Linked DNA regions of Homo sapiens: region 2 is linked to region 1. A link is an interaction called in ENCODE POLR2A ChIA-PET data of the cell type or tissue named here. Cell type or tissue: PC-3. All regions are shown on one strand. Links, peaks and the distances in the headings refer to the core of each region. The heading gives the core; the rest is flanking DNA. Region 1 overlaps PPTC7 (protein phosphatase targeting COQ7). Region 2 overlaps MYO1H (myosin IH).

Region 1 (15,438 bases), core at 2,878-10,877:
TGTCTTAGGTCCAGTTAGTGGCAAAGAAAGTTGGGAGCAGTGTTATCTCCAGACTTTTCTTTAATGCTCTTTCCATCAGCTCAGCCCTCTCTTTCTCTTTTTTTATTTTTATTTATTTTTACTTTTTATTTTTTGAGACAGAGTCTCACTCTGTCGCCCAGGCTGGAGGGCAGTGGTGTGATCTCCGCTCACTTCAACCTCCGCCTCCTGGGTTCAAGCAATTCTCCTTCCTTAGCCTTCCGTGTAGCTGGGATTACAGGTGCCCGCCACCATGCCCGGCTAATTTTTGTATTTTTAGTAGAGATGGGGTTTCACCATGTTGGCCAGGCTGGTCTTGAACTCCAGACCTCAAGTGATCTGTCCACCTTGGCCACCCAAAGTGTTGGGATTACAGGCGTGAGCCACTGCACCTGGCTTTTTTTGAGGGGGGGGGGCGGGGACAGGGTCTTGCTGTGTTGCCCAGGCTGGAGTGCAGTAGCTATTCTCTACACAGGTGTAGTTGTAGTGCACTGCAGCCTCGACCTCCCGGACTGAAGCCATCCTTCTGCCTCAGCCTCTCAAGTAGTTGAGACTACAGGCTTGAGCCACCTTGCCTGGCAGCCTTCTCTTTGAATGGCCTGTTAGAGGAACATCTTGTAGCGAGTTCTGACCCAGGGAATGACACCTTGTGAAACGCTAGGATCCATTACTAGGTTCAATCCCTTTGGAGTTTTTGGCTGAAAGTTTGTATACCAGATATTGGTGTTCTAACTTTTCAGTGTGGTCAGCTGAATTCATTGTTTATTGGTTGCTTCCTATTAGTCCCTGACAGTTGTTTTAAAGACCAATGAACAAAACAGACTTCAACCCTGATGTTTCATAGTCCTGTGGGGAAGGCAAACATGCACAGGACTGGTGTGAAAGAATATGCATGAGGGCCAGGCGTGGTGGCTCACGCCTGTAATCCCAGCACTTTGGGAGGCCGAGGTGGGCGGATCACGAGGTCAGGAGATCGAGACCATCCTGGCTAACATGGTGAAACCCCATCTCTACTAAAAATACAAAAAATTAGCCGGGCGTGGTGGCAGGCGCCTGTAGTCCCAGCTACTCAGGAGGCTGAGGCAGGAGAATGACGTGAACCCGGGAGGCGGAGCTTGCAGTGAGCCGAGATCGCGGCACTGCACTCCAGCCTGGGTGACAGAGCAAGACTCCGTCTCAAAAAAAAAAAAAAAAACGCATGAGATTGTAGGGGCACAACGTCAGGCCTTAAGAGAAGGGTTTTTCAGTAAGCTGAGGCAAATGAGAAGAATGGGAATACTCCAGATTGAGGGCTCAGCAAAGGCAAAGTAGATCCCCAAAACTACAGCTGTTTCATGGCTGGTAGGGTCGGCATAGGGGTCAGTGTTGAGAATTGATGTTAGAAAATAGACTGAGACTAAATTATCATGTTAAGGAATTGGGTGGGTTTTTTGTTTGGTTTGGTTTGTTTTTTGGGGGGTGGGTGGGGAGGAAGCTGTAGAAAGAGGTCTTTGCTTTTGAAGAGGCAGCACATTCAAATGGTACAGAATTTAAAAGGTGTTCAGAATTCAAGAGTGCACAGTGAAGTCTCATCACCCTTGTCTCCAAGCTACAAAGTCCTCTCAAGAGGCAACCAGTACTAGTTTCTGTGTATCCTTCTAAAGAATATTTCACATATACAAGCAAATAAATACATATTACATGGAAGGTATTTGACTAGAGGAGTAACATGGACATTGCAGTGTTGTAAAAAACAAATCGATACAGAGGGTGTAATGGGAGAACAGGAGGCAAAAGACCAGTTACGAAGCTACTGAAATTGTCTGAGCTAGAAAGGGCTTTACCTAGGGCAGTGGGAAGTAGTTGAGCTTCAGACTCATGGTAGGCTTGGTGATAATTGGTCAGAGGATAAAAGAGAAAGAGGAGTGGAAATTGAGTTAGAGGTTTTGCACTTGGAAGATGCCTTAAGGGTTCTAAGCCTGGAAGTATGTATGGGTAGCTGGGCTGCCATTAATTAGGGTGGGAAATGCAAAAGGAAGGATCAAGTTTGGGAACAGAAAATGGGATTGCTTGGTACAAGAGGCATTTTACAGGCAGAACCATCAGGCTTGTGGAATGCTTCCATCCAGCTGGACCATTGATTCTCATTAGAATCGCCTGTGCTGAGAGGCCTAGGCCCACCCTGGCCACACCGATTCAGGGAGTAGGGCTGGGGTTCCATAGGTAATCTCATTGTGCAGCAAGGGTGGGGAATCATTGAGCCAGGTACTAGGCCAGCCAGTGGGGATGAAACAACGGTTAGCTGTGTGAGACTCAGCCCTTTGGAGGCTCACAATGTACAGGGGAAGAAAAGAGAAGGGAAGATCGCTATAAAGGCACTGGTATTATTGTAGTGACGAAGAAAATGGTTAGGCCCATGTATGTATTCCTCATAGTTTTAGGATTTCCCATGTAAAATGAGAAATCTTTGAGTTGGAATCCTGACACAGGAGGCAGCAGGCTCTGAAGTATTTGCTAAGTAAGGTTACTTCAGAGTCCTTCTGGGGAAAATATTCTTTTCAAAGTGCAGGTAAATCCTTTTTTCCTTGTTATTTTTGGAGACAAATATATGTTTATTAGTACTTGAAAATGTTACTATTGAATGTTTAATGGAATATTGAATGGTGGTGGATGTGTGACTGAAAGAGCTGAATGGACTACTTATCTTTTATGCATTATCTCTGAGTGGGCATTGTCTTTTGGTTGTGACCACAGACTAGTGTTTGTAGAGCTGGCAGCCTACAAACATGGGTCAAAGACTCTTTTTTTTCTGATTGCTGCAGTCTAGGCTGGTCTGTTTGCTGCTCGCCAGCCTTTCTTAGAGATAGGCATAACTCTAACTTGCTGAATGTTGGCTGTGAGCGGAGCACTGGTAGATGTTCTGAAGAGGTTATCCTCGTTCCTCACACCGGCCCTGTGAAATCGAGGATACGACTCCATTCACAGGTGAAGCTACTGAAGCTCAGAGAGCTGCCCAAGGCCATGCTTAGCACATCTTGTTCTGGGGCTGGAGTTTGAACCCAGATCTGCCTCCAGAGCCTGTGTCCTTGCTCAGTATCCCACACTGCCTTTCCAGTTAGAAAAGATCATTTTAGATTTTCTTTTAGGGAGGTGATTTTGGCTGATTGTGACTTCTACTTAGTTATTAGCTATTGCTTTTGTTTTAATTAAGGGGTTTTGCTTAACTGTTAACTATTAGTTAAAACAAAAACTTAACAAGCCTTGTTGAGTTTGGTAGCCTCAGGCCAGCCTTTCCTTCCAGGGACTCCTAAATGCCGTAAGCTCTGCACTGCATTGTTTGCGCTGATTAATGGTGAGAGGTTCCTGGCATGAATGTAATAGACATTTACCTGGAGGTCAAGTTTCCCTGCTCTTGGAACCCTCACCTGCTATGACTTGTACTTTATTCATGTAAGTCAGAATCCTAGGGAATTGCTCAAAATGCCTGTCTTGTCAGCCTCCTCTCCTACAACTCATTTTCTTTCATCCTTCAAGGCTCATTTCAGACACTTCTTCATTAATCCTTTTGATTCCTTCAGCTATGCATAATCTGACCTTCTTTGCTTTTGTTTTTATTGGTGCATATTTTACTTTATTATAGTCATATATCTTGAATCTCCCTAAACTGTCCTCCCCAACCAAAATCATCACTTCATTTTAAGTTCCCATATGCAGGAAATATTTTATTACATATAAATCTTTAGCTCCCTTTCACCATAGTGTCTTGCATACAGTAAATGTCCAATAGAATGTTTTGAATAGTTTTAATATTAAATGTGAGTATAGAATGTGGTTTTTACCTGATTTACATAAATAGTTCTTGTCATCCTTCCCATGAAAGTAACATTACTCATTGCTAAAAAATTGGAAAGTATGGGCCAGGCACGGTGGCTCACGCCTGTAATCCCAGCACTTTGGGAGGCCAAGGCGGGATGGATCACAAGGTCAGGAGTTCAAGACCAGCCTGGCCAAGATGGTGAAACCCCGTCTCTACTAAAAATACAAAACTTATCCCAGCATGGTGGTGGGCGCCTGTAATCCCAGCTACTCAGGAGGCTGAGGCAGAGAATCGCTTGAACCTGGGAGGCGGAGGTTGCAGTGAGCCAAGTTCATGCCACTGCACTCCAGCCTGGGCGACAGAGCGAGACTCCGTCTGAAAAACGAAACAAAACAAAAAAAGTATGAAAAAGAAAAAAAAAGTACTCATTGTCCTACTACTCAAAGATCATTACTTAGTTGAACAATGTATAGAGTAAAAAATATAGGCCAGGCGTGGTGGGTAATCCCAGCACTTTGGGAGGCTGAGGCGGGTGGATCACCTCAGGTCAGAAGTTTGAGACCAGCCTGGCTGACATGGTGAAACCCCGTCTCTACTAAAAATTCAAAAAATGAACCGGGCATGGTGACGGGTGCCTGTAATCCCAGCTACTCAGGAGGCCGAGGCAGGAGAGTCTCCTAAACCCAGGAGGTGGAGGTTGCAGTGAGCCAAGATTGTGCCATCACACTCCATCCTGGACGACAAAAGTGAAATTCCATCTCAAAAAAAAAAAACAATGTATATATACACATATACATATACGTGTATATATATATAACGTGTATGTATATATACACATATACATATACGTGTATATATATATAACGTGTATGTATATATATACGTGTATATATATGTGTATATAAATTAGTGTTCAGAAATTAAGAGACAGTTCTACACTTGGCAGGCTATTCAAAGGAATGATGTTCTCGTTTAAAGGAAAAAAAAAGTTACATTTGTGCCAGGCCGCATGTGACTATAGACCTCTCCCAGAGGGTGCCTATTTTAGTCAAGGCCAGCCCTTATTTTTATAGAGGGTGAAGAAAGCAGTGGGTAAATAGTATCTTCTTTGGGGTTAGGTCAAGGATATATGGCTTGTCATAAATATCAGGTTGACAAGAATTCTAGATCTAATCTTGTAAATTATAAACAGAAGGAAAATCTTCTCCCCAGCCTAAAGGGCCAGTACAAGTAGGCATATATCAGATAGCTGGTCTTAATTGCTTGTTACTTCCTTACTTAATTTTTGAATTATTTGGTATTATGTGACATTTTCTAACACCTGAAAACAAACTGAAGCCACAGCTTTAATAGAGGCCCTTACTTCTGTAACATAATTAGTGCCCTGTCTCTGCTATTCATAACTTACAATAAGTATGACCTCCCAGATGATTTGTTTGTTGCCTCCTCCTGTCCAGAAACATTGCTAACAGCATTTGGCATTTGAGGAAGATACTGTTGCAGGCCAGAAAGGAGTGAAGTGACCTTTTCAGTAACTTAACCTTCAACTCTGCAGTTTGTGGAAGGCAGACCAGTGATTCATACCAAGTTTGTAATTTGCACAAGTTCCCAAGCCACAGTTGAGCCAGAATAGATAATTCCACATTAAGTATTGGTATTTAAACAGAATTATTGAAGTTAAAGGAAGAACATTTTTATTTTTAAAAGGATGACTTTAAGTTTCTTTGCCTTCACACAATTGTTTCCTAATCCTCATGTCAGCACTTTTCACTGCTTTTTAAGACAAGGCAACTGCCCAGAATAGTCTGGAAATTATCTTCTCTAGTTAATGAAGTATTCTAGACATAGGTGTAAGTGTATGTGGAGGCTCATTAATTTGATTAATTCTTAAGTTGTCTCATAATTACTAAGCTAGCAAGGAATAGCTAACTATTTTGTTTGGAATTCTCAAACACAAAATGAACCGCTTACTACAGCTTTGATTTTGTTGTTTGAGTTTTGCCTATAGTTTCCATTTTCACACTTTTTTTTTTTTTTGAGACAGATTTTCGCTCTTGTTGCCCAGGCTGGCGTGCAGTGGCGCAGTCTCGGCTCACCACAACCTCTGCCTCCCAGGTTCAAGGGATTCTACTGCCTCAGTCTCCTGAGTAGCTGGGATTACAGGCATGTGCTACCACGCCTGGCTAATTTTGATTTTTAATAGAAATGGGGTTTCACCATGTTGGCCAGGCTGGTCTTGAACTCCTGACCTCAGGTGATCCACCTGCCTTGGCCTCCCAAAGTGCTGGGATTACAGGCGTAAGCCACCTCATGCGGCCATTTTCACATGTTTTATTACAGGGTTGAACTTTTCAGTCCATCCTTTGAGCTTCATTACCTTCACTTTTGAATTAACTTCTGCTTAGAGATCTTGTTCTTGACGTAGTCTTGATCTCTGGAGAATCAAAAGACACAGATTTCATTGTGATTAATGTGGAATGGAAACTTCTTTTTTCTTCTTCTTCTTTTTTTTTTTTTTTTTTTTTTTTTTGAGATGGAGTCTCACTCACCCTGTCGCCCAGGCTGGAGTGCAATGGCGCAATCTTTGCTTACTGCAATCTCTGCCTCCCAGGTTCAGGCAATTCTGTCTCAGCCTCCCAAGTAGCTGAGACTACAGGTGCCTACCACCAAGTCCAGCTAATTTTTGTATTTTTAGTAGAGACAGGGTTTTGCCATGTTGGCCAGGCTGGTCTCGAACTCCTGACCTCAGGTGATCCACCCGCCTCGACCTCCCAAAGTGCTGGGATTATAGGCATGAGCCACCGCGACTGGCCAGAAACATCTTTCTTCTTTTTTTTTTTCCTCTTCTTTTTTCTTTTTTGAGACAGAGTCTCGCTTTGTCACCCAGGCTGGAGTGCAGTGGCTCAATCACAGCTCACTGCAACCTCTGCTTCCTGGGTTCAAGCGATTCTCCTGCCTCAGTTACCCAGCTAGGTGGTATTACAGTCATGCGCCACCATACCTGGGTCATTTTTGTATTTTTAGTAGAGATGAAGTTTCACCATGTTAGCCAGGCTGGTCTCAAACTCCTGACCTCAAGTGATCTGTTTACCTCAGCCTCCCAAAGTGCGGGATTATAGGTGTGAGCCACTGCACTGGGCCGGAAACTTCTTGCAAAGGGAGTATTTCACTTGCTTGTTAAAACAGGAAGTGCAGCATAATCTATATAATTTTACCTCCATAGAACTGAAAGGACTGTTGTTAGTCAAAAAGCACATGACATTTTTCTGTATAACTTGACAGAATATATTTGTTGAATATATTTTTTCAGTCATCCTGCTTTTCATTCATTTTGGATTTTTTTTTTTTTTTTTTTTTTTTTTTTTTGAGATGGAGTCTCAATCTGTTGCCCAGGCTGGAGTGCAGTGGTGCGATCTCAGCTCCCTGTGCAACCTCCGCCTCCTGGGTTCAAACGATTCTCCTGCCTCAGCCTTCCGAGTAGCTGGGACTACAGGCATGCGCCACCAGGCATGGCTAATTTTTTTCATTTTTAAAATAGAGACAGTGTCTTGCTCTTTCACCCAGACTGGATTGCAGTGGCACAGTGATAGCTCACTGCAGCCTCAACCTCCTGGCTCAAGCGACTCTCCGTTTGGGATAATTATTTGCAGATACAACATTTCACAGTCTTGAATCACAGGGGAGTGTTTTTTGTTTTGTTGGGGTTTTTTTTGAGGCAGGTCTTGCTGTGTCACCCAGGCTCATGTACAGTGGCACGATCACAGCTCCCGGGCTCAAGTGATCCTTCTACCCCTGTCCCCCAAGCAGCTCGGACCACAGGTGTGTGCCACCATGCCTGGCTAATTTTTTGTATTTTTAGTAGAGACGGAGGTTTTACCATGTTGCCCAGGTTGCTCTTGAACTCCTGAGCTTAAATGATACACCCGCCTCAGCCTCCCACAGTGCTGGGATTACAGGCATGAGCCACTGCACCCCGTCGGGAGCGTTCTTAAGTGCCCAAATAGTTGAGGTTTAAGAAATGTTGATATAGGCTGGATGCGGTTGCTCATGCCTGTAATCCCAGAACTTTAGGAGCCCAAGGCTGTGTTGGGGGGCAATCACTTGAGGTCAGGAGTTTGAGACCAGCCTGGCCAACATGGCGAAACCCCATGTCTGTATTACAGATAGAAAAATTAGCCAAGCATGGTGGTGGGTGCCTGTAATACCAGCTACTCGGGAGGCTGAGGCAGGAGAGTCACTTGAACCTGGGAGGCGAAGGTTGCAGTGACCTGAGATTGCGCCACTGCACTCCAGCCTAGGCCACAGAGTGAGACTCCATCTCAAAAAAGAAAGAAAGAAAAAAAAAAGAAATGTTGATATAAATGTGATCTGTTCCATTGGATAGGAAATTGAGTTTCTACTCTGATCTCATTTTTTTTCTAGTTACAGTGCTTCATGCTGTGATGTCTTTAGACAAATGAGGCTGGCTCTGAGAACACTAAAGTCTTTGAAAAGCCTCAGCATCTGAAAAGATGCCTGTCGTACTGCAATAAATATTGCTTAGCCCCCTTTCTCATTAGATGGCCCCTTACTGCAGAAAGTCTGTAAAAGCAGATACCCTTATTCCTTAGAGTGCAGAGGGTCTCCTGATACTTCTGTTATTCAATTATTGTGATCCTGCCAGATTCTTATTCAGTTTCTCCTCTAGAGTTTCAACTCACTATCAAGTACCCATCCTAGTAGGCAGGAGATGTGTTTCACTGATGGAAAGACAATCCATGTAGAGCCAGTATGCTTCTTTGGAATGCGAGGCTTGATGTAAGATGCCTTGAGATCATCAAAGATGCAAGGAATAAAGCTATTACCTTTGGATACTACTTAATATTTGAAATTCTTCCAGAGTGTACATTAAATACATTTTTGGACAAAATCAAATTGTTTTTCTTCATTGATGCTTATATTAAAATTGAAGTTTAGTATTTATTCTCTAGGCATCGCGTTCTTCTAGAAAACGTTTGCTTTGTAGGTAACTGCATGTCAGTCTGAAGATGAGTGCAGTAGGAGGGGTTTAAAATAATTGCAACATCATGTTGATGGCTGTTAATGGAGGACAGGACTGGAGACGCTCTTGCTGATTTTGACTAGTTCAGAAGTCTTTCTTATAGTAAGCCTTTTGCAATTACACAGTTAGGTGACTGTGTAATTGGGAAGATAGGATTTTTAAGATAGCTATCATTTGGTTATAACTACCTTTTTTTATTTTTTATTTTTTGAGACAGGGTCTCGCTCTGTCGCTCAGGCTGAAGTGCAAGTAGTGTGATCACAGCTCATTGCAGCATTGACCTCCTGGACTCAAGCAGTCCTCCCACCCTCAGCCTCCTGTTTAGCTGGAACTACAGGTGTGTGCCACCATCCCTGGCTGATTTTTAAATTTTTTTGTAGAGACGGGTTTTGCTATGTTGCCTAGGCTGGTCTCGAATTCCTTGGCTCAAACAATCCTCCTACCTCAGCCTCCCAATATGCTGGGATTACAGGTATGAGCTACCACGCCTGGTCATAACTACCATTTTACATGGTTATACCATTTTGGCAAAGACAAAAACATGTTAATTAGAAAAATGAAAATTGCTTAAGAATTTTCTTCTTGGCTGGGCTCAGTGGCCCATTCCTGTAATTCTAGCATTTTGGGAGGCCGAAGCAGGAGGATCACTTCAGCCTAGGAGTTCAAGACCACCCTGGGCAACATGGCGAGGACCCATCCCTACAAAAAATAAATAGCTGGGTATGGTGGCACATGCCTGTAGTCCCAGATATTCAGGAGGCTGAAATGGGAGAATCTCTTGAGCTCAGGAGTTTGAGGCCGCAGTGAGCTATTACTACACCACTGCATTCCAGTCTGGGTGACAGAGTGAGACCCCATTTCTTTTTTTTTTTTTTTTTTTTCCCCTGAGGCTGAGTCTTGCTCTGTCGCCCAGGCTGGGGTGCAGTGATGCAATCTTGGCTCATTGCAACCTCCACCTCCCAGGTTCAAGTGATTCTCCTGCCTCAGCATCCCAAGAAGCTGGGATTACAGGCACGCACCACCACACCCAGCTAATTTTTGTATTTTTAGTAGAGACGGGGTTTCACCATGTTGGACAGGCTGGTCTTGAAATCCTGACCTCAAGTGATCTGCCCACCTCGGCCTCCCAAAGTGCTGGGATTACAGGCGTGAACCACCACGCTGGGCCCGAGACCCCATTTCTTAAAAAAAAAAAAAAATTTTTTTCTTCTTATAAACACTTAATGATGGCAGACACCCAGAATTACTCTTTTTGCTTCCCTTTTTAACTCTTAACTGTAGAAACCAGGCATGGTGATTTGTGCTTGTAATCCCAGCACTTTGGGAGACTGAGGCAGGAGGATCACTTGACCCCAGGAGTTTGAGACCAGCCTGGGCAACATAATGAGACCGCATCTCTACAAAAAAAATTTTTAAAAAAATGAGTTGTGTGTGTTGGTGCATTCCTGTAGTCATAGCTACTCTGGAGGCTGAAGTGGGAGGATCCCTTGAGCCCAGGAGTTCAAAGTTGCAGTGAGCTGTGTTTGCACCACTGCACTCCAGCCTGGGTGACAGAGCAGGATGCTGTTAAAAAAAGAAAAAGGGAAAAAGCATCAGTCTATGGAAAACTTAATAAAATACTTTGTAAAAACATAAATACTGTAACTATTTTCTAATTGCTCGTTTTGCTTCATAAAACTGACATTTCCATTGAAAAGATAAAACTAGCCTGGGCACGGTGGTTCACACCTGTAATCCCAGCACTTTGGGAGGCCGAGGCGGGCGGATCATGAAGTCAAGAGTTTGAGAACATCCTGGCCAACACGGTGAAACCCCGTCTCTACTAAAAATACAAAAAATTAGCGGAGCGTGGTAGCTACTTGGGGGGCTGAGGCGGGAGAATCACTTGAACCTGGGAAGCGGAGGTTGCAGTGAGCCAATATCGCACCACTGCACTCCAGCCTGGGCGACAGAGCGAGACTCCGTCTCAAAAAACAAAAACAAACAAAAACACTAAAGGATTTTTCTGTGCCCTATGGTCTCTTCTCAATCTTTTGCTCAGCTATTTCTGATATGTAACCATTATCTTAATCTAATAGTGATTTTAATTGGATTTTGGGTCAAGGGAAACACTTAAGCTAGATGTGTGCTCACAGAATGTTATTAATGGAGACATAAGATGATTACAGTGAATTAAAGGAAATAGCTTCTATATTCGGTGCAACCTCTTTATCTTGGCATTCAAGGCCCTTCTAGTCATTAATTCAGCCTCCTTTTTAGCTTCACTTCTCTCTACCTCCATAGAGATTATATCATTCTGACAAACTGGATACCCTACCACTAAGGTATCAATTCTCAGATTTTCTGGCCCCAACTTGCCTTGCCAGCCGCAAACTCATAGTTCCTCACTTTATACACAACACTTCCACAAAGATGCCCTGCTGGCACCTGAAGTTTGACATACCCAAGACAGAATTAAATGTCTTTTAAAGGCATTTACACACCCTTGCCAACTGTAGAATAATCTAATCAATATTTTCTAATTCCCCAAATCCAGAAACAGTAGTTCCCTCTTATTTGAGGTTTCAATTACCCACTGATGTGTTTTGGCATTGTCCCCACTCAAATTTCATCTTGAATTGTAGTTCCCATAATAATCCCCATAAACCCTCATGCTGCTATTGTGATAGTGAAGTTTTCATAAGATCTGATGGTTTTATAAGGGGCTTTTCCCCCTTTGCTCAGCACTTCTCTCTCCTGCTGCCATGTGAAGAAGGATGTGTTTGCTTCCCCTTCTGCCATGATTGTAAGTTTCCTGAGGCCTCCCCAGCCATGCAGAACTGTGACTCAATTAAACCTCCGTCTTTTATAAATTACCTAGTCTCAGGTATTTCTTCATAGCAGCATGAGAATGGACTAATATACCCACATTACCTAACAATAATACAGACAGAGACCACATTCACACAACATTTATTATAGTATATTGTTATAATTATTCTGTTTTATTATCGTTGTTAACCTCTTGAGTATGCCTAATATATGTGTTAAACTTGGCCAGATCCTGTGGCTCATGCCCATAATCTCGGCACTTTGGGAGGCCAAGGTGTGAGATTGCTTGAGCCCAGAAGTTTGAGACCAGCCTGGACAACATAGTGAGACCCTGTTTCTACAAAAACTTAAAAAAAAAAGTAGCGGGGTGTATCAGGGTGTGTCTGTAATCCCAGCTACTAAGGAGGCTGAGGTGGGAGGAATACTTGAGCCCAGGAGTTCAAGACTGCAGTGAGCTATGATCAGGCCACTACTCCAGCCTGGGCTAGAGTGAGACCCCATCTCTTAAAAGAAAACAAAACTACTACTAAGTCATTTTAGTTTTTCTTTTGTTGGTACTAAGTTTTTGGAATCCAGAATGTATTTTACACTTCATAGCAAGCACTTCTCAATCCAAACAAGTGAGATTTTAGACTCAATAGCCACATGTGGCTAGTGGCTCCCATGTTAGACAGCACAGGTCAGTAGCATAAAGAACTTTAGAGTTCTTGAACTGGCATTCTTGATTTTCTACAACTTTCGCTACTGCCCTTCATTTTTCAGCTTCTCCCTGCTCACCCAAGCCCCAGCATCTAGTTGTCTGCCTTTCTTTTCCTCTTGTTATCCTTCCCTGCCGTGGAAATCTGGCTGACCCCTGCCAGGGCCTATCCGAATGCCACTTTCAGAGCAGGCTGGCACTGTTCTTGAGGCGCTGCATTCTCGTGGTGTCCGTAAGCACTAACCACTGGCTGTTGACCCTCCTGCAGCAGTGTTTATGGGAGCCGTTTGTCTGGTTTCTCTGTGAGAAGTCTAGCACCCCACTAGCAGGGGAGCTTCTCAGAGACCGGCTTTCTCAGCCGTCTTATTTCCTAGCGCAGCATGCACAATGTGGTGGTCCACGTGTGGCCTCCATTTGCTCTTAGGGTATTCTTATTCTTATCCTTTGCTGTTTGATAGTTGTGTTCCTGACATCTTTGGGATCTTAAGCAATTTCTCCTTTAACAGTTTTCTTTACCTTTGACATGTATTCTGAATGAAATTTCCCTTTATATCTGGATCAGTTCCACTGTTTAAAGGGTATTCTTGCTCTTTGCAGTCTGAAGCTTTTGCTTATGCAATAGAGGACATATTAATTTCTGTGTAGAAACAACCACCTAATATGAATAAAATTAGGTTTCATATGTACGTGTAGTAGGTTATTCTAGTTTTAGTCTGATTCTCATCCCAAATACAACTCTTCCCCTTATATAATTTAGTTATATATATGCACTGTATTAAGGCTTTTTTCCCTGCAGCTTTATTGAAGAGTTTATATGCTTTTTGAATTTCTCTCTCCCCTAAAGAGATTTGGTCAGTGGTGTTTTGCTTGGCATCCTTTGCCCGTGTAAAAAAGCAAACAGGTGCCCAAAAGGTTGTGCTGTATTCTGGGAGAAATCTGATTAATGTTGAAGGGCTGTGTCAGGTCAGACTCAACCTGCTGACAGATTATTTAGTGAGTGCGAGGATCGAGGATCAACTCTAAACGTTATCTTAGATTTTAATGGTTTTCTTGTGAAGAGCATTTGCAGATGAAACCAATTTGTATTTAAAGTTAATTGTAGTTGTACCAGAGACTACTTAAGAAGAAATTCTTCCCTGAAGCAGGCAGTGGTTTGAAAAGAATGAATGATTCATCAGATAGTGTTGCAAGGCTTATAATTATATTCTGTGTTTTAACATAAATTGTTGTGTTTTAAATTATGGTGAAATCTTACTCCTAGTAAAATAAGAGTTTCTCCAAAGAAGTTCCTATTGAAATGATCTTAAATTCTTTTAATATAAGTTTCCCAAACCTCTTCACAACTCCTTGAAAAACAATGAAATGTGCTGTTCCTTGTAAGATAGATCCCTAGTTAGCCCGGTTGCTTCTCTTTCCCTCACCCCTCAATCCACGTGTTCTGTTTCATGGATACCAAATGTCTGCACGCCTCTAACCACACTGCCAGCAGATTGCGAGTGGACTATGAAATGGATCTCTTACTTAAACTCCTTCCGCTCTTGCTCTCCACACAGCAGGCAAAAGGGTCTTTTTTCTTTTTAAACTTGTTATCATTGTTATTATTTAAATGTTGTGTTATGGAAAATTTCAAATATATATCAAAGTAGAGAGATGGGTGTTCTTCTTATTCAGCTTCAACAACGATCCATTCATGGCCAGTCTTCTTTCATCTGTGCTTCTGTCACTCCCCCTTCAACCCCTTAAATATTTTGAAACGAATCCCAGAGTTTTTATTACTTTAATTAGCTAATTTGGAATTGCCCTGTCATGAAATTTGGTTTATTGGTTGGTCACATAGGTGGGGAAAGTTGCTGTCCCAGTGGTGATACACTATTTGTTGCCTTCTTTATGTCTTCCAATTCTGTTTCCTCTTACTTTTTCACGATGTGTTCCCTTTCTTTTTGTTAACTGCCATCCCCAGAGAAATAGTTTCACATGTCCAATTCATGTTAAGCCAATTTTTCAGGGATGTATATATAGGCACTCTGCTACTTTTGTACCAAATACATTCTTAAAGTTGAATGTACAAAAAATAAATGTGTGTATGGGAAGGATGTTTCATGCTCAGAAAGTTTTAAAAATTAAAAAATCCCTGTTTTAAAAAATCATATGATACATGCTCATGATAAAAATAAAATTAATACAGAATGGTATGAAGTAAAAGGCAAAAATTCCCATTTTGTTCATGGATCGTTTTCAGTTCCTTATTTCTAAAGCAACCATTGCTAATATTTCTTATGGATCCTTCCAGAAAGGCCATTTAAAGCCTTAATAATGTATATTTTTGACATTTTCTCTCAGTGTCTTTGAATTTAGTAGATAGAAATTGGTTTTAGTGTTGGAAAGAATAGCTTGGTGTTTTGCAAGAGTTTGAGTAGAAGATTGTATGATGGCTTTGATATTTTATTGACTTTCATAAACACTAATTTCCTCTTGATAAAGGAGCTCTAAGCAGACTCTGAACTCATCAGCAACTCTTTGGGCCTACGAAAATCTCTATACTAGTACTATCCAGTAGAAATATAATGTGAGCCACATATGTAATTTTAAATTTCCTAATATTCATATTAACTAAAAATAAAAAGAGGCCAGGCATGGTGGCTCACGCCTGTAATCCAAGCATTTTGGGAGGCTGAGGCAGGAGGATCACTTGAGCCCAGGAGTTCAAAATAAGCCTGGGCAATACAGTGAGATCCTGACTCTGTATTGCCAGACAAACAAAAACTAGCTGGGTGTGGTGGCATGACCCCGTAGTCCTTGCTACTCAGGAGGCTGAGGTAGGAGGATCACTTAAGCCTGGGAGTTCAAGACTGCAATGAGCTGTGATTGTAACACTACACTCCAACCTGGACAACAGAACAAGCCACTGTCTCTAAAAATAATAATAGTTAATTTTTTAAAAGGTGAAATTTGGCCGGATGCAGTGGCCGATGCTTATAATCCCAGCACCTTGGGAGGCCGAGATGGGCAGATCACTTGAAGTCAGGAGTTTGAGACCAGCCTGGCCAACATGGCAAAACCCTGTCTCTACTAAAA
Region 2 (15,438 bases), core at 4,140-12,139, 1.1 Mb after region 1:
CCACTCACACCAGCCAGGCCCAGCTCTTCTTCGTACCTTCAGATGAGGATGACCCCTCTGTACCTCTCTGCCTGGATAGATAAGTAGACAGATGGATACAGGGGTATAACTCTGAGCTATAATTCACACATATCATAAAAGTCATCTTTCTAGAGTGTACAGTTATTATTATATTCACAATATGTGGTTTTTATATATTCACAAGTTGTGAGGCCATAACGACTATCTAATTTTAGAACTTTTTCACTGCCTGAAAAGAAACCCTCTATTCGTTAGCAGTCACTCCCCATTTTCCCTCAACCATTGCTTCCCCAACCCCACAGCCCTAGGTAACCACTAATCTGTTTTCTGTCTTGATGAATTTGCCTGTTCTGGACATTTTTATGTGAATGGAATTGCATAATATATGGCCTTTTGTGACCAGATTCCTTCATTCAGCATAATGAGATTACCTAAGAGGTTTTCAAGGTTTATCCATGTTGTAGCATGAATCAATACTTCATTCCTTTTTATGGCAGAATAATATTCCACAGTGTAGACCACATTTTCTTTACCCATTCATCAGTTGATGGACATTTGGGTTGTTTGCACTTTTTGGCTATTGTGTGTAATGCTGTTATGAACATTCATGCAAAGTCTCTATGTGGACTTACGTTTTCATTTCTCTGGGAACAGAATTGCTGGGTCATGTGGTAATTCTATGTTTAATCATTCGAGGACCTGCCAAACTGTTTTCTAAAGTGGCTGCACCATTTTACATTCCCACCAGCAATATATGCAGGTTTCTAGAATGCCATTTGGCCCTTGAAAACATGTGGCTCTAACTCAGGAACTTGAGGGATGCAGGGAGGATTTAATCAGGTTACTCAAGATCTTTAAAAAGACCTAGGATATAGAGTCTCCCTTGGGCAGTGCCATTCTGCTCCTCTTGGGGCTCGGTGAGGTGCTCTCCTCCACCTGGTGCCTGTGCCCAGAGGCTGTCACTCAAGCACAATGGTTAGGAGCACTCAGGCTTAGGGGCCAGGGCTGTCTTTTGGGGGGCGTGTCTGCCATTTATTAGGTTCAGCCTTGAGCAATTACCTAATTTCTCTGATCCTCACTTTCCTTCTTGAGTGATGGAGATTGGAGTGCCTTTGTCATGGGATTATTGTGAGGTTGAAATGAGGTAGTGGAGAAAGTGGGCTCAGTAGGGCCCTGCGTGTAGAAGGGCCCAGCAAATGATGGCAGTTTTTACCAGCTTGTGGTCACCGTATCAAATGCTCTTTTGCAGCAATTCTGACGACAATATGTTGAAAAACATTGAACTGTTTGATAAGCTGTCTCTGCGCTTTAACGGAAGGGTCCTGTTCATAAAGGATGTTATTGGGGATGAAATCTGCTGCTGGTCCTTTTATGGTCAGGGCCGGAAGATTGCTGAAGTCTGTTGTACCTCCATCGTCTATGCCACTGAGAAGAAACAGACCAAGGTAAGAGCCTCGAGAGGACAGTTTGGAGTGGCTGTTCTGAAACACACACCTATAGAACTTCCTTTCACTTGAGCCCAATACAGAGGGAAATGCTTTTAAAATGCTTTGCTTGCCTTGTGATTGCTCATCCTTAAAATATTTATCTTTTAGGCCCTGCAAGGAGCCAAATGTAGGGTTCATCTGGCATTCCTTTAGCTCCCTACCTTGCTGGCTTCCTTCCAAGCATGCTTGACTCCCTGACTGGGCTGGACTCTGGGGATGTGTTTTTATATCATCCTCTCCAAACCAGTAGGCTTGACCTATCCTTTGACTTCTCCCACCATGCCGTTCCACAAAGCTGGATTGCTCTGCATAGTGCTGCTAGAGATCTGGCCCCCCCTTAATTGAATTTGCCTGCCCTTTTGGGGCTCTGCAATTGGGTTTTCTGTCTTTTTAAACTTTTAATTCACATTATACACTCTGTCATTTCTTTAACGTGTCTAAGGGAATTCTGGCTATCCAGTGACATGCAGCAGGTCTGCTGTGGGCCGACGGTCATGCCTCTTGTCACCCTTGCACAGGAGTCTTAAGAGCCTGAGCCTGTAGGTCACTTACCCAGGTTACTATTGTCCCTGCAGCTTTTGGGGCCACAGTTCTGCATGATTCTGTAGCTGACCTCGAACAAAAAGCAAATGAGAAGAAATCATCACATCACAAAGTAGAAACCAGAGTCTTTTTTTTTTTTAACTTATTATTGAAAATTGAAGCCATACACAGAATTATAGTGTGGTGATTTCCCCTGTGCCATCACGCCACGTCAAGGGCCATCAGCTTGGGCACTCTCACTCAGTCTGTATCTACTCCTCCTCCCCAGCACTCACAGGATGAATTTGACAACATATTTTATTCCTAAGCATTCAAAATCTATCCTAAAAGAATAGATATTGTTCTTAAGGTAGCCAAGAAGTGCTAAACACTGAGGTTCTTTTTGCTTTCAAAGATCCCGGGGGCAGGGGGTGAACCAGAATCATCTGCCTCTCTCTCCACATTGGCAAGACATCATGCCCCTTTTCTCCTGTGAACTGTTTTTTTTTTTTCAGGGCTGTGAATTCTTCCTGTAATTAGACCCCCATTCTGTCATGGTTTGATTTTTTAAAAATATACCTGGGCTGCCTCTGCCCTTGGGTAGTAAGAGGAGAGTCACCATATTGATTAAGCTTTAAAAGATTAAGACTTCTCATTTTTAGAGCTTAATAAGGAACAAGGGGATTTAGAGACCACATGGTCTGATCCCAACTGTTTCTAGATTAGCAGACAGGTTCAGGAGTGGCATGTTCTTGTGTTTGTAAAGCTAGTTAGTGGCAGAGCCAGGATGGGAAGCCAAGGGCCTCTTTCTTTTCTCTTTGTTTTGAGAGAGAGTGTTGCTCTGTCACCCAGGCTTGAGTACAGTGACACAATCATAGCTCAATGCAGCCTTGAACTCCTGGGCTCAAGTGATCCTCCTGCCTCAGCCTCCTGAGTAGCTGGGTCCACAGGTGCATGCTACTACACCTGGCTCATTTTATTTATTTTTGTAGGGACTGGCTTTCACTATGTTGCCCAGGCTGGTCTCGACCTCCTGGCCTCAAGTGGTCCTTCTACCTTGGCCTCCCAAAGTGTTGGGATTACAGGCATGAGCCACTGCACCCAGCCCATATCACTCTCCTCTCCTGTCTCATCTCCACTCTGTTATTGAGCCCTGCTGGTAAGTTGTGTTTTTGTTTGAGGTTGTTGGTTATTGTATTTGTCAGTTCTCAAGTGCTCATTTGGTTTTTCTGTCTCCTTGCTGAGACTCCCTATGTTTCCATTTGCTCTAAGAGCATTGGCCCTTACTTACTGGAACAGGTTAATAATAGCTGCTGCCAGGTCTTTGTCAGGTAATTCCAAAACCTTGTGTCACCTTGGCGCTAGCATCTGTGAGTTATTTCCCACAGGAGTTGAGAATTTCTTGGTTCTTGTGTATTGAGAAATTTTGATTGTATCCTAAACATTTTGAATATTGTTAAAGGACTCCAGGCCTTGTTTAAATCCTAGGGAGAACATTGATGTTTTTGTTTTAGCAGGCAATTGACCCAGTTGGGCTCAGGCTGCAAGCTCTAACCAGCCTTCTGTAGTTTGTAGTTGCGGTGACAGTTTGATTTTCAAAGCCTTCAAATCTGTCCTAGCTGTGTGCCATGCTGTGGCCCGTCTGTCCTGGGCAGTATCTCTTGCAGCATTCAGTTCTTTCAGTCTGCGTATGCAGTTTAGGGGTAGATCTTGCAGCTGGGTGTGGGTCTAGGAGTTCATATACAACTTCACAGGCTGCTTTCTCAAGCTCCTCTTCTCCGCAGTTCTCTAAGCTTCCCTGGAGTCCCCTTCTCTGATCGGCCAGCCAGAAAGCTGGGGGTTTGGTTATTCCCCCTTTGCCACCCACTTTCTGTAACCATGCCTGTATTTTGGGCCCAGGAGCATGAAGATAGAAAAAGCAACCAGATTCTCCCAATCCTGCTGAGACCACAGCTCTTCTCATCAGAAAAGAAGGTTCCTTCCCTCAGAGTTTTGACTCCTGCAGTCTCTGGTTGCTGCCACAGGAATGCTCAGGTCTGGGTGCAAGAAAATAAAGAAAAGGACTGAGCATGGTGGCTCACACCTGTAATCCCGCACTTTGGGAGGCCAAAGCAGAAGGATTGCTTGAGTCCAGGAGTTTAAGACCAGCCTGGGCAACATAGCAACACCCCTGTCTCTACCAAAAATTTTTTAAAAAATAGCTGGGCATGGTGGTGTGTGCCTGTAGTCTAAACTACTTGGGAGGCTGAGGTGGGAGAATCATTTAAGCCCAGTAGTTCAAGACCAGCCTGGGCAACATAGCAACACACTCATCTCTACAAAAAGTTAGTTGGGCATGGTGATGCATGCCTATAGTCTCAACTACTTGGGGAGGCTGAGGTGGGAGAATCATTTGAGCCTAGGCGTTCAAGGCTGCAGTGAGCTATGATTGTGCCACTGCACTCCAGCCTGGGTGACAGAGCAACACTCCCTCTCAAAACAAAAAAGAGAAAAGAAAGAGGCCCTTGGACTCCCGTCCTGGCTCTGCCCCTAACCAGCTTCACAAACACAAGAACACGCCACTCCTGAACCTGGTCTGTGAATCAAGAAACAGTTGGGATCAGACCATGTGGTCTCTAAATCCCCTTGCTCCTTATTAAGCTCTAAAAATGAGAAGTCTTAAAATTTTAAAGCTTAATTAGCCAGATCCCATATCTTTTAAAAAAAAAGGAAAGAAAACCAGGATTTCCTCCCAGCCTCTCTGCCTGTTAGACTCTGTTGGCCTCCCTGGCCACTAGAGACCTTCTGGAGGTCTTCTGTCCTGGTGCCATTTCAGGGTTTCAGGCTGCATCAGTGCTGGCAGCAGCAAACAGTAAACTCACTGTTGGGCATTACTCCAAATTCTGTTGTTTCCCCCATCTGCCTGCCATGATTTACTTCTGAGTCCACAGTTAGCTGCTGTGTGCATCCCATTCTGGCTTTGTAGTGTCAGTGAGGAAGACGGGGTAGAGTGTGCCTGCTCCATTTTTCCCAGAACCTCCGAATTCCACCCTGAAAGTGGAGTCTAGTCTGATCAAATGTGTGGGACCTGCTTATGTGGCCCTCTTCCTGTTCATCACACCTTAACCCTGAAGGGCAATGAGCAAACACAATGATTTGCCAAACAGCAGAAGGGCTCATGCCCATTTCGTGGGAGTCCCCAGCTGGACCCTGTACAAAAAACTGCTTTAGAGACTGCTTTAAGGTGTGGAAGGACTTCTGTGCAAGGTTGCAGCTCTGTTAGGAGAAGCATATTAGCACTGACCTAAATGGCCATCCAAGTATGGTTAATTGCATTGTCGTATTTATAATTCCTTGATACAGAATGATCTCTAGGTTAAGTTAGGCACAAGAGGAAGACATGTACAACTCTGTGTGGTGGGCCACCTTGTGTGTTTTTTGAAGTGTGTGAATAAATATGTGTATTACACATATTTACATGCACAGAATCTTTGAGAGGGTAAAATGATGAGAAACTGTACCTTTAAGAAGGGAAACTAGGGGCAGGGAGACCTGTTTCTCTGCATCCCCTTGATTTTCTGTGCATTTAGCACCACATGTAAGTGTTGCCATTGAAAATATCAGTTTATTTAAAAATAATACTGGTGGCCTTCAGCAGAATCCCAGGGGCCTGATTTAGCCTGGCGGCCCTGCTTAAAGTCCAGGTGTTGGCAGAGGGGGTGGGCCATAACTTACCTGCCCTGTATACTGTGGGAACACAGGTGGAGTTTCCCGAAGCCCGGATTTATGAGGAGACCCTGAACATTTTGCTGTATGAGGCCCAGGATGGCCGGGGACCTGACAATGCGCTCCTGGAGGCCACAGGCGGGGCGGCGGGGCGCTCCCACCACCTGGACGAGGACGAGGAGCGGGAGCGGATCGAGCGCGTGCGGAGGATCCACATCAAGCGCCCTGATGACCGGGCCCACCTCCACCAGTGAGCAGGCAAGAGACCGAGCCGCCCTCCTCTCACCGCCCCCACTCCCTGCCGTGCTACACCCAGATCCTGTGCAGGCTGCCGGGCCCCTTCTGCTTCCCTTGGAGCCTGGAGATACTTTTGTAACAAGCCAGATGATTATTTTGGTATTGCTTGACAAGGCAAATTGATTGTCTTGACCCAGGCGTATGACCCCTGTCGTTGAACAAGCTGTGTCTAAGATCTCTACTTTTCATGAGAATCTGAGACTCTTTGGAGCCAGGCTTTCTCGGTTCTCAGAGGAAAAGTATGAATGAGTGTGAAGTGTATGTGAGAACTTTTGTTTGCAATATTTATTTTTGTGGGTGTCGACTTCCTATGTGGGCTTTTTGGGTGACACTCCCTTAAGGGTTCAGTTTGACAATTCTGAGAGTTGTCCTGCAGTTGGAGGCCACCAGAGGTATCTGAGCTCCCTGCTTCCTATTTCATAATCCTCCAGCCCCAGCAGGTCCACTCCTGGTTCCTGTGTGTTTGGCCCGGGCACAATCCCCACTGCTTTGCTAGACGTGCTTTCTGCCATGTGGCTTTGGGCCTAGAGCTTGTTGATAATTGCAGCTTGTGGCAGTGGAAATATGGCTGAATGAGCGTCTAAATCGTTGAGACCAGTGCAACTTTGGGTGCAAGGCTTTGTTTAGGGATCAAGCCTTTTGCCACCTTGGGCTGGTCTTTGGCCTGGTGCTCACTGGGACCCCATATGTCTGCGTAGGAGCAGAACTTTCCATGGCAGTAAGTGTCCAGCTCTGTTTCTGGTTCTTTCCCCAACTCCAGCCCCGTCCAGTTGTTCTCCTGATTGACCCGACTCCACTCCAGGAAGGCCATCTGACCCTGTGACAGGCATAGCTCATAAACTACCCCTCCCTGGGATCCCGCTCCTCTTCAGCCTCCTTCCCCATGAAGCTGGGCTAACTTTCTAAGTCATTTTGCTTAGAAATTCAGTGTGGCCCATACCCTTTGTCCTCCCAGCCTGGCATCCAGGCAGGGACACCCTCACACCACCAGCCCCAGGGAGCTTCCCTGCTATAAACACAGACCCCCTTGTCTTTGCCTCTGATTTTTACACAGTGTAGAGTGGCCAGCAGTGAACAGGTTGAGGATGTGCGGGTAGATAGATAACTTTGGGTCTGGTTTGTGTCTGTGTTCATGTTTGTTTAAGGGATATGTGTGACTGTGGGTGGGGACGTGTGCTTGTGGGGCACAGGTGGCGGCCCCTGCTGGAGCCCGGCTGGGCGCAGCGCCTATGTAGGACGGGTGTTCTCAGTGACCTACCTCCCAGGCTCCTCTGCACCTGCAAAGGAACAGGAGTGAGTCGTGACTGACAGGGGTGGTTGAGACTAGACTAGGTAGAGTAGTTACCAGGAGATGTGAATGTGCGTCAGGTGATGGATGGGTTTGTCAAGGGAATCGTTACCGTTTTATACCAAAGGTATTAACATGGGCAGCCTTTGACACATGTATTCCAAAAACGAGTTTATATTTTCAAACGGTTTTTACAGCTTAGACTTTGTACTTACTGCCCTGCCTGTGACAGTTGTATGCCTTCATTTTGTATCCAACAGCAAAGTCTACAATAAAACTTTAAAACAATCATGACTGAATGTCAAAATCGTGTATTGGGCAGATGCTTTTTAAACTGTCGTGTGAGAAACTTTTATATTAGGCCATTTGGATTTTATTAAGTGCTAAGGAAAGAGGGCTTACAAAATGTTTCGTAAATATTTTATACTGTTTAAGTGTTAAACACCAACCCTGTCTTTCTTTTGGGTTGAGCTTTTTTAGAAAGTCGAAGTGAATGTTGGCCAGGAAAATGGAAAAGCCATTGTATAAATTTTTTTTTGAGGCGGAGTCTTGCTCTATTGGCCAGGCTGGAGTGTAGTGGCACCATCTCCACTTACCACAACTTGTGCCTCCTGGGTTCAAGCGATTCTGCTGCCTCAGCCTCCCGAGTAGCTGGGATTGCAGGTACCCATCAGCCCATGCCCAGCTAATTTTGTATTTTTAGTAGAGATGGGGTTTCACCATGTTGGCCAGGCTGGTCTTGAACTCCTGACCCTGTGATCCGACCACCTTGGCCTCCCAAAGTGCTGGGATTACAGGTGTGAGTCACCACACCTGGCTGCATAGTGTTTTAAATGTTTGTGTGAAGAATGAGTTTGTGGAACAATTTGATTTGCTGTGGCCTCTATGCCTAATGAGCTAGTGTTTCTGGCAGCTCTCTCTACCCAACTTTGCACTTGTAGTTTTGAGTCTTTGTCTCTCTGGAATATGAACAGGTTTATAAAACATTCCATGGTGAACAATTCTGTCGGCTGCATTATAGCCATGAGTGAATAGACAGCATTGGCTGGTCCAAGCTCTGTTATTGAGTATACAAGGAACTGATTTTTCTTATGTTAGCACTAAGGGCAAAAACCAATATTTATAATGTAAGCACTATCCAGGTAAAACACTGGCCCAAGATTTGGTAAAGAGATTTCATTGCAATGTAATAACTACAGTTTTTTACAAATTGGAACAGCTTTGGTGTGTCGTAATCAAGGGTTTTTTTTGTTTGTTTGTTTCAAATAAGCCATCTGATTGTGGTGACTGGGGCCCATGTCCAAGACAATTCCTGGCATATTCTGTCACCCTCCCGTGGGGCGATCACTGTGTGGGGACCCCATTCCCCAGTTAAAGTGTGTCTCTGTACCTTACAACAGCGATTCAGGACCCAAGTGTGAACAACACTCAGCCCGCCCTCTGGAGCGTGTGCTGTCTTTAGGGCCCTACCCAAAGTCACTGTAACAGTTAAGTGTGTCATTAACCTTTCTGTCTCTTTGCGCCATAAAAAAATGCTCAAAGTTTTAGATGTAGCCACTGTATGTTGTACAAACGTTGGCGACATGTAAAATAAAAGTCATAAAATGCTTCTGTTTTCTGGCTCTTTTCAGGCATGCCCGGCATAACCAGGCCCCTAAAATCGGTTTACAACAAAGGCAGGGCCCCCACGTTCTGCCTCAGCCCCTTAAAGTCGCTCCAGGTGGAAGGGAAAAGACAGTCATGTTTCTGTAGTGTTTGTTTGAATTCAAACACCAAAAGGAAGTCTTGGGGTCAAAGGCTGCCTGGCTCATGAAAAAGTGAATCAGCTGGTGTTACCACTGATTTGCTATTATGGGGCAGAGGGCTTCAGTTCACCAAACCCAATCCCTTGACACATGTGAGTTCCATTTATTTAAAGCAAAATTCAAATTTCACAGCTTTAGGAAATTTCCTTTACTTAGTCTCAGACCATGCACAGTAAGTCATCGATAGGTTCTTGGAAGCTGAGACTTGAAGCAAAACCATGAGGCTAATGGATGTAAACAAGAGTTAAATTCCTACAGCATGTTGCTGGGCACAAAAACATCACCCAATTTCTAAATAAAGACCAAAGCACTTCTCATATTAAACTGTGAAATACATGAGCTACACGTATATTTAATTAAATCAAAAATAAGACCATATTACCTAAGTTTTGGTGAATCGGTAAGTGATGGTGGTCACAGTGGTGGCCGCATACATCAGTAAATAAACGCTTGCAAAGGTGAGATTATACGGAGCCCCTCCCCAGTCACAAGCGTGGCAGGCTCGCTACACGCTTTTGCGCTGTGGCATTTATTGTCCATTTGTGTGCTCATATGCTTTATATACATTTTTATTTTACAATAAAATTTGTATTCATTCGTTCTCCAACCTGCACGTTCAGGGTTGCAGATGGCCAGAGCCCAATCCCAGCAGCTCAGGGCAGAAGGCGGGACCCACCCTGGACAGGATGTCCTCCTCTCACGGGGCTCACGCACCCACACTCACTCAGACTGGGACCGCATAGACACGCCAGTGCACCTGACACACACACCTTGGGGACGTGGGAGGAAACCAGAGCACCCAGAAGAAACCCAGAGACATGGGGAGAACATACAGACTCCACCCAGACAGTGGCCCTGCCCAGGAATCAGATGTCTTATCAACATATAACGAAATGTTATTTGAGAACTTGCTGTACACAGTATTTCATCATGTCTCAGGGCAGCTTGACAGAGGTAGAGAATCTTGCCCACCCTCTAATGACACGTTGGACTGCGCACTGAACATAGATCCTGTCGAGGGTGTTTAGAATTGCGCCTTCGGGTGACCTGGGGTCTGCTTCCAGAAGGTGACATTTTAAATAAGGTGCCATGGGGCAGCTGAGGAGCTGGGATTAGGCTTTGGCCTAACGCCCCTCAGTTTCTTCAGATGTGATCTGTTAGTGCTGCGGGCCTGGTACCTTGAAGAGGTAGCTAACTGGATCCAATCCCCACTTCCCCTGTAGTTTCCTCAGTTGGAGCAAAAATGGCGATGGTAGAGGTCAGACGTCATCCTCTATCAGGACTTCCTCCGGACTGACACCTGGGAGAGAGTCACACTTCGGTTTACAGCCCTTCCCCGCTCCCTTTGCGCAAAAGGAAACAGTTATCACCTCAACTGTCACCATTAGCAAGGTGGGTGTGGAGGGCCTGTGAGAAGCCAGTGCCACCTCCCATGAGACAAGCCAGACTTAGAAACTGGCTCATCGAGGCCTGTCAGCCTCTTCAGCCAGAACCAGTCAGGGAGGAAGATGGACTCCGTGTGACTCCAGAGGAGAGAGACACAGTCTCTGGGGTGTCACTTTTAAGACAGTGTGTAAACTAAAAAGACACCTTATAGTCTACATCCAAAATGATCCTTATTTTAACTTGTCCCCAAAGGAGTTCATTGTGTCTAGGGGCAATTATTTTATATCTACAAAATGATTTTATTTTTTTGAGATGGAGTCTCACTCTATCGCCCAGGCTGGAGTGTAGTGGTGCGATCTCAGCTCACTGCAACCTCCGCCTCCTGTGTTCAAGCAATTCTCCTGCCTCAGCCTCCCTGAGTATCTGGAACTATAGGCATGTGCCACCATGCTCAACTAATTTTTGTATTTTTAGTAGAGACGGAGTTCACCATGTTGGCCAGACTGGTCTCGAACTCCTGACCTCAGGTGATCTGCCCATCTCGGCCTCCCAAAGTGCTGGGATTATAGGCGTGAGCCACCGCGCCGGGCCTGCAAAATGACTTTATAGGTAAATCCACTTAAATTTAAATGTGTATGAGACACTCCATGTTCACAGACCATTTTTTAATTAATTTGTATCAAAATTCTTCCTATAATACAAGATACATTTTAAAGATTCAGCTCCCTCTGCTTTTAACATGTCGTTTTCAGCAAAACTGGATCAAAACAAGCTCCGTGTACTAGCAGCCAGCGAGGACCACTGGGACCCTCAGCCCAGCATGGGCACAGTCAGGGAAGGCAGCGTACTTGTGTGCTCAGGCTAGACTTCTCCCTAACGTAGCCATGGTTCCCAAACCTCTGTGCTTGTTAGATCCATTTTATACCAAAGGTATTAACATGGGCAGCCTTTGACACATGTATTCCAAAAAGCAACTTTATATTTTCTTACATATTTTTTACACATTTCTTTCTTACATATTTTTCTTACGTTTATATTTTCTTGCATCCTGAAGCCTAAGCCGCACCTCCAACCAATTAAGTCTCAGTATCTGGGTGGGACACAAGCGCATTGATTTCCACGTGGGGGGAAGTTATGGATAGTTATGGATAACTGTAATAAGCGTGAAGCCTTTATCCAGTGAAAAGTTAGACTCTGCTATTTGGGAAGTGTCTCATGTCAGCTTCTGGTTCACTGACAAGGATGGTTAAGCTTTTTTTCTTTTCTCATTCAGTGTTTAGATGTGTGTATCTCTATATCAGTTTCTTCCTGTCTTACAGATGTAGAATTAGGAATAGAGGGCAGAAATGAACTATTAATAGCTTATGATTCCAGTCAATCTACAGGACTGAAATTGGTAGAACTTTAACTTATATTCTCATCTAAAACGGCTTACTTCCCTCCCAGAGACGGCCACTCACCACTGTTAATTGTCCATTTTTATTTTTATAGACTTGTTCTTCCAGTCCAGTGTCGAAAACTATTGTGCCTTCTTTTCCCGGACTAATAAAAAACTGTAAACTTAAAATACACAAAGTGACACATTACTGACATACTGTATTTTCTTCTCTCAACCTTTGGTCTACAGAAGAAATTCACTTATTAAATTCTACTAGTTTCAAGATCAAATTCCTGTTTTATTACAGTGTTTTATTGCATATTTGAGGAAAGGAAGAATGCTGTTGCCACAGCTGGGCAACTTACATGTTTCTGTAGTTACCATGAGATCAAATGAGCACATTCAGTTCTTCAAAGGGTCAGTTGATGTCTATGGAACTACTTCCATATCACACTGAAACTCTGAGGGGCTGAGTATTCCCTCAGGTACAGCAACACAAAGACAACACATTTCAAAGCACTCAACTCTCTCTCCTTATTCCACCTACAAATGTGCTCTGGTTGTTAAAACTTGGAACAGCACAGGATGAGGGAAAAGAAACAGCTCTCCAGGATATCCTGCCTTCACTGACTTCATTTCTCTGAAGGCCAAGATCCCAGGGATGAAGACGGAAAAAAGTTACTTATGGGAAGGGGCGAGGATGTAACACTAGAGGCTTCTCACCCCTTACTGGTAGAGATGGTGCTTGATTACGTTGGAAGCAGGAGGCAAGCAGGAGTGAAAACAATATTTGCATCTTCCCCGATCTGTAATTTTTTTTTTTTTTTGAGACATTGTCTATCTCTGTTGCCCAGGCTGGAGTGCAGTGGTGTGATCTTGGCTCATTGCAACCTCCGCTTCCTGGGTTCAAGGGATTCTCGTGCCTCAGGCCTCCCAAGTATCTGGGATTACAAGTGTGCACCACCAAACCCGGCTAATCTTTGTATTCTTAGTAGAAACGGGGTTTCACCATTTTGGCCAGGCTGGTCTTGAACTCCTAGCCTCAAGTTATCTGCTCACCTCAGCCTCCCAAAGTGCTGGGATTATAGGCATGAGCCACCACGCTCGGCCTTAATAAACATTTTAACATTGAATTACTTCCTGAGCTGAAGATGAAGCCACCTACCTTCCTTGAACAACATTGACAATGTTCTCCTTCTTAACCAGCATGACGAGTTTAGTAACTGCTTCAAACACGTGTCCACACTGCAAAACGGCATCCCCCTGGGGTGGGGAGGAGACAAGGCATAATTTCAGTATTCACAGCTTAAAGAAACAGACACTCCAATAGAGAAGTTTCACGGTGGTCAACTTAACATTTTGGCAGTGTATTGTTTCTGTCTTTTAGTAGAGACTGGTGGCTGTCAATTACCTTTTGCTTGCTGTCCTCTGGTGAAACATGAATGACTAAGATTCCATCACTCAGATTGCTAGTGGAGACACCTTAAGACAGATCCAGAGTTAGGAGCCAAGAACTAGAGAGCTTGACATTAGTACAGAGGAAGAAGAGATACGCCCAGGGGCTGCCCAACACCACACTTCATTCTCCTAGCTGGGCCCAGAAGGATGAAGGGCATACTTTAGAAATCTTAGCCTGCTAGTGGGCTCTGATCACCGTGGAAGCAGACTATTGCCCAACCTGGGTACTTGAGTAAAGTGGTGCTATTAATATTTATGCCAGAATAAGGGTGCAGTCCAGGCTGGGCAACGCTAGGGGAGGAGGGCAGATGGTTTTGTTTTTTGTTTTTTTTTTTGAGCCAGAGTCTCACTTTGCCACCCAGGCTGGAGTGTGTGGCACAATCATAGCTCACTGCAGCTTCGAATTCCCAGGCTCAAGTGATCCTCCTGCCTCAGCCTTCCGAGTAGCTGAGACTACAGGTGTGCATCACTACCCCGGGGTTTATGGGCACCCTACACTTGTGTTTCCCATTTGGGAGCTTCATTACTGGGCTTTCCAGTAGTTGAGTCAACTCAGTGCATTGTTTTAAAGATTGCCCACTTCTTACCTTTGAGAGCTGAGTACTCTATTTTCTGCTTGATTTTGGCAAGTTCCACCACGTAAGCTGCTTTCTGAGTAAGAATGAGTTGCCGCTGCCGTGCTTTGAAGCCTTTTCTGTCATATTTAATGACCGGGACACCATACTGCAAGGGGAAGGTGACTTCACCAGGGAAGGTGGGGCAGAGTACCGAGTTTCTTGCTACTCAGACACCGGTAAAGTGATGTCAAGCATTTAGAAAAGCTCAAACAGATTTTGCGTGTATGTGTGTGTGTGTGTGTGTGTGTGTGTGTGTGTGTGTGTATATACACACATATATACGTACACATACATACACACATATATACGTACACATATATACACACATATATACGTACACATATACACACACATATACGTACACATATACACACACATATACGTACACATATACACACACATATACGTACACATATACACACATATACGTACACATATACACACATACGTACACATATACACACACATACGTACACATATACACACATATATACGTACACATATACACACATATACGTACACATATATACACACATACGTACACATATATACACACATACGTACACATATATACACACACACACACACACATATATATATATATATATATTTTTTTTTTTTTCCTGGCTCTCTGCATGATGGGGATTTGGATCCCTAGCTCTGCCTACCTGCGTTGCCCTCTGAGGAAGTCAAGGCTATGGCTGCCTGCCTTGCAGGTCTGCTCTGATGGTCAGAGATGAAAACTCTCACAGCCACAGTGTAATCCAATCCAGTCACAGTGGCTTCTATTCCCCAGGGAACAAAAAAAAAAAAAAAAAAAAAAAGAGCAGACACTGGCACACACGATCACCAGGGCTTCACCTGCTGCTGCGTGCCAGGCAGCAGCCTGAGCACCTCTCGCCCACCGACTCATTCATCCTCTCAGTAAACCCATCATCCTCATTCACAGAAGATCAGAGGCACCAAGAGCTTAAGTGACCTGCCCAGGATCTCACGGCTGCTACGTTCAAAGCAAGTGTCAGTGCCCAGGCACTATGCCACACTGCCTCTCACCAATAAGGGGGTGTTTCGTGATTAAGTTCATGGCTACACTTCATTCAATTTTGTAGGAAAGCAAACCAAGACAGTTTCTAGGGTGACGGAGGTGTCATGAGAACAGCAGCCATTATCTAATCATCATTTGTTCCCCATCATCTTAGTTAATACCCAAAGCATCACAGTTGAGAGCCCCAGCTGCCCAGCTGCACCCCTGCATTTAAATAGTGCGCCCTTTATGGAGAAAGGGGACCCTGCTCTTAGACTCGATGAGGGAATCCTGTTTGAGACTGAGGACACACATCGCCTTACCTGGATTTTCTCATGGCTAATTAGCTGAAGCACTTTCGGATTAATGTCTCCTTCATCTAGAGAGGGAACCAGAAGGCCATGAATCATCACTAAAGTACCAATCCTGTGGAAAAGTCATTGGTATCTG

Evidence for each region. Peaks named below come from ENCODE experiments on the same cell type or tissue, not always from the same donor. Only the 100,000 strongest peaks of a DNase experiment are listed, where the experiment ranks them.
Region 2: POLR2A ChIA-PET joins it to region 1 with 19 read pairs; 2 of 35 experiments call an interaction of 5 or more read pairs at or near these places.

What each region holds. Positions count from the first base shown.
Region 1 is chr12:110,554,029-110,569,466 of GRCh38, reverse strand. All of the region lies in intron 1 of PPTC7 (protein phosphatase targeting COQ7), which reads left to right. Among named protein-coding and RNA genes, the nearest start is that of PPTC7, 22 kb to the left of the region's middle. In PC-3, for the core only: no CTCF peak of the experiment used is centred there; DNase peaks (open chromatin) are centred at 3,386 and 3,896; H3K4me3 peaks cover 409 bases; H3K27ac peaks cover 2,201 bases.
Region 2 is chr12:109,442,146-109,457,583 of GRCh38, reverse strand. MYO1H (myosin IH) reads right to left here. Exons shown (of 32, transcript NM_001101421.4): 27 at 15,312-15,367; 28 at 13,935-14,070; 29 at 13,301-13,371; 30 at 13,055-13,152; 31 at 11,972-12,071; 32 at 9,205-10,425. The coding sequence ends at 10,402. KCTD10 (potassium channel tetramerization domain containing 10) reads left to right here. Exons shown (of 7, transcript NM_031954.5): 6 at 1,271-1,466; 7 at 5,771-8,929. The coding sequence ends at 5,989. Among named protein-coding and RNA genes, the nearest start is that of KCTD10, 27 kb to the left of the region's middle. In PC-3, for the core only: no CTCF peak of the experiment used is centred there; no DNase peak of the experiment used is centred there; H3K27ac peaks cover 880 bases.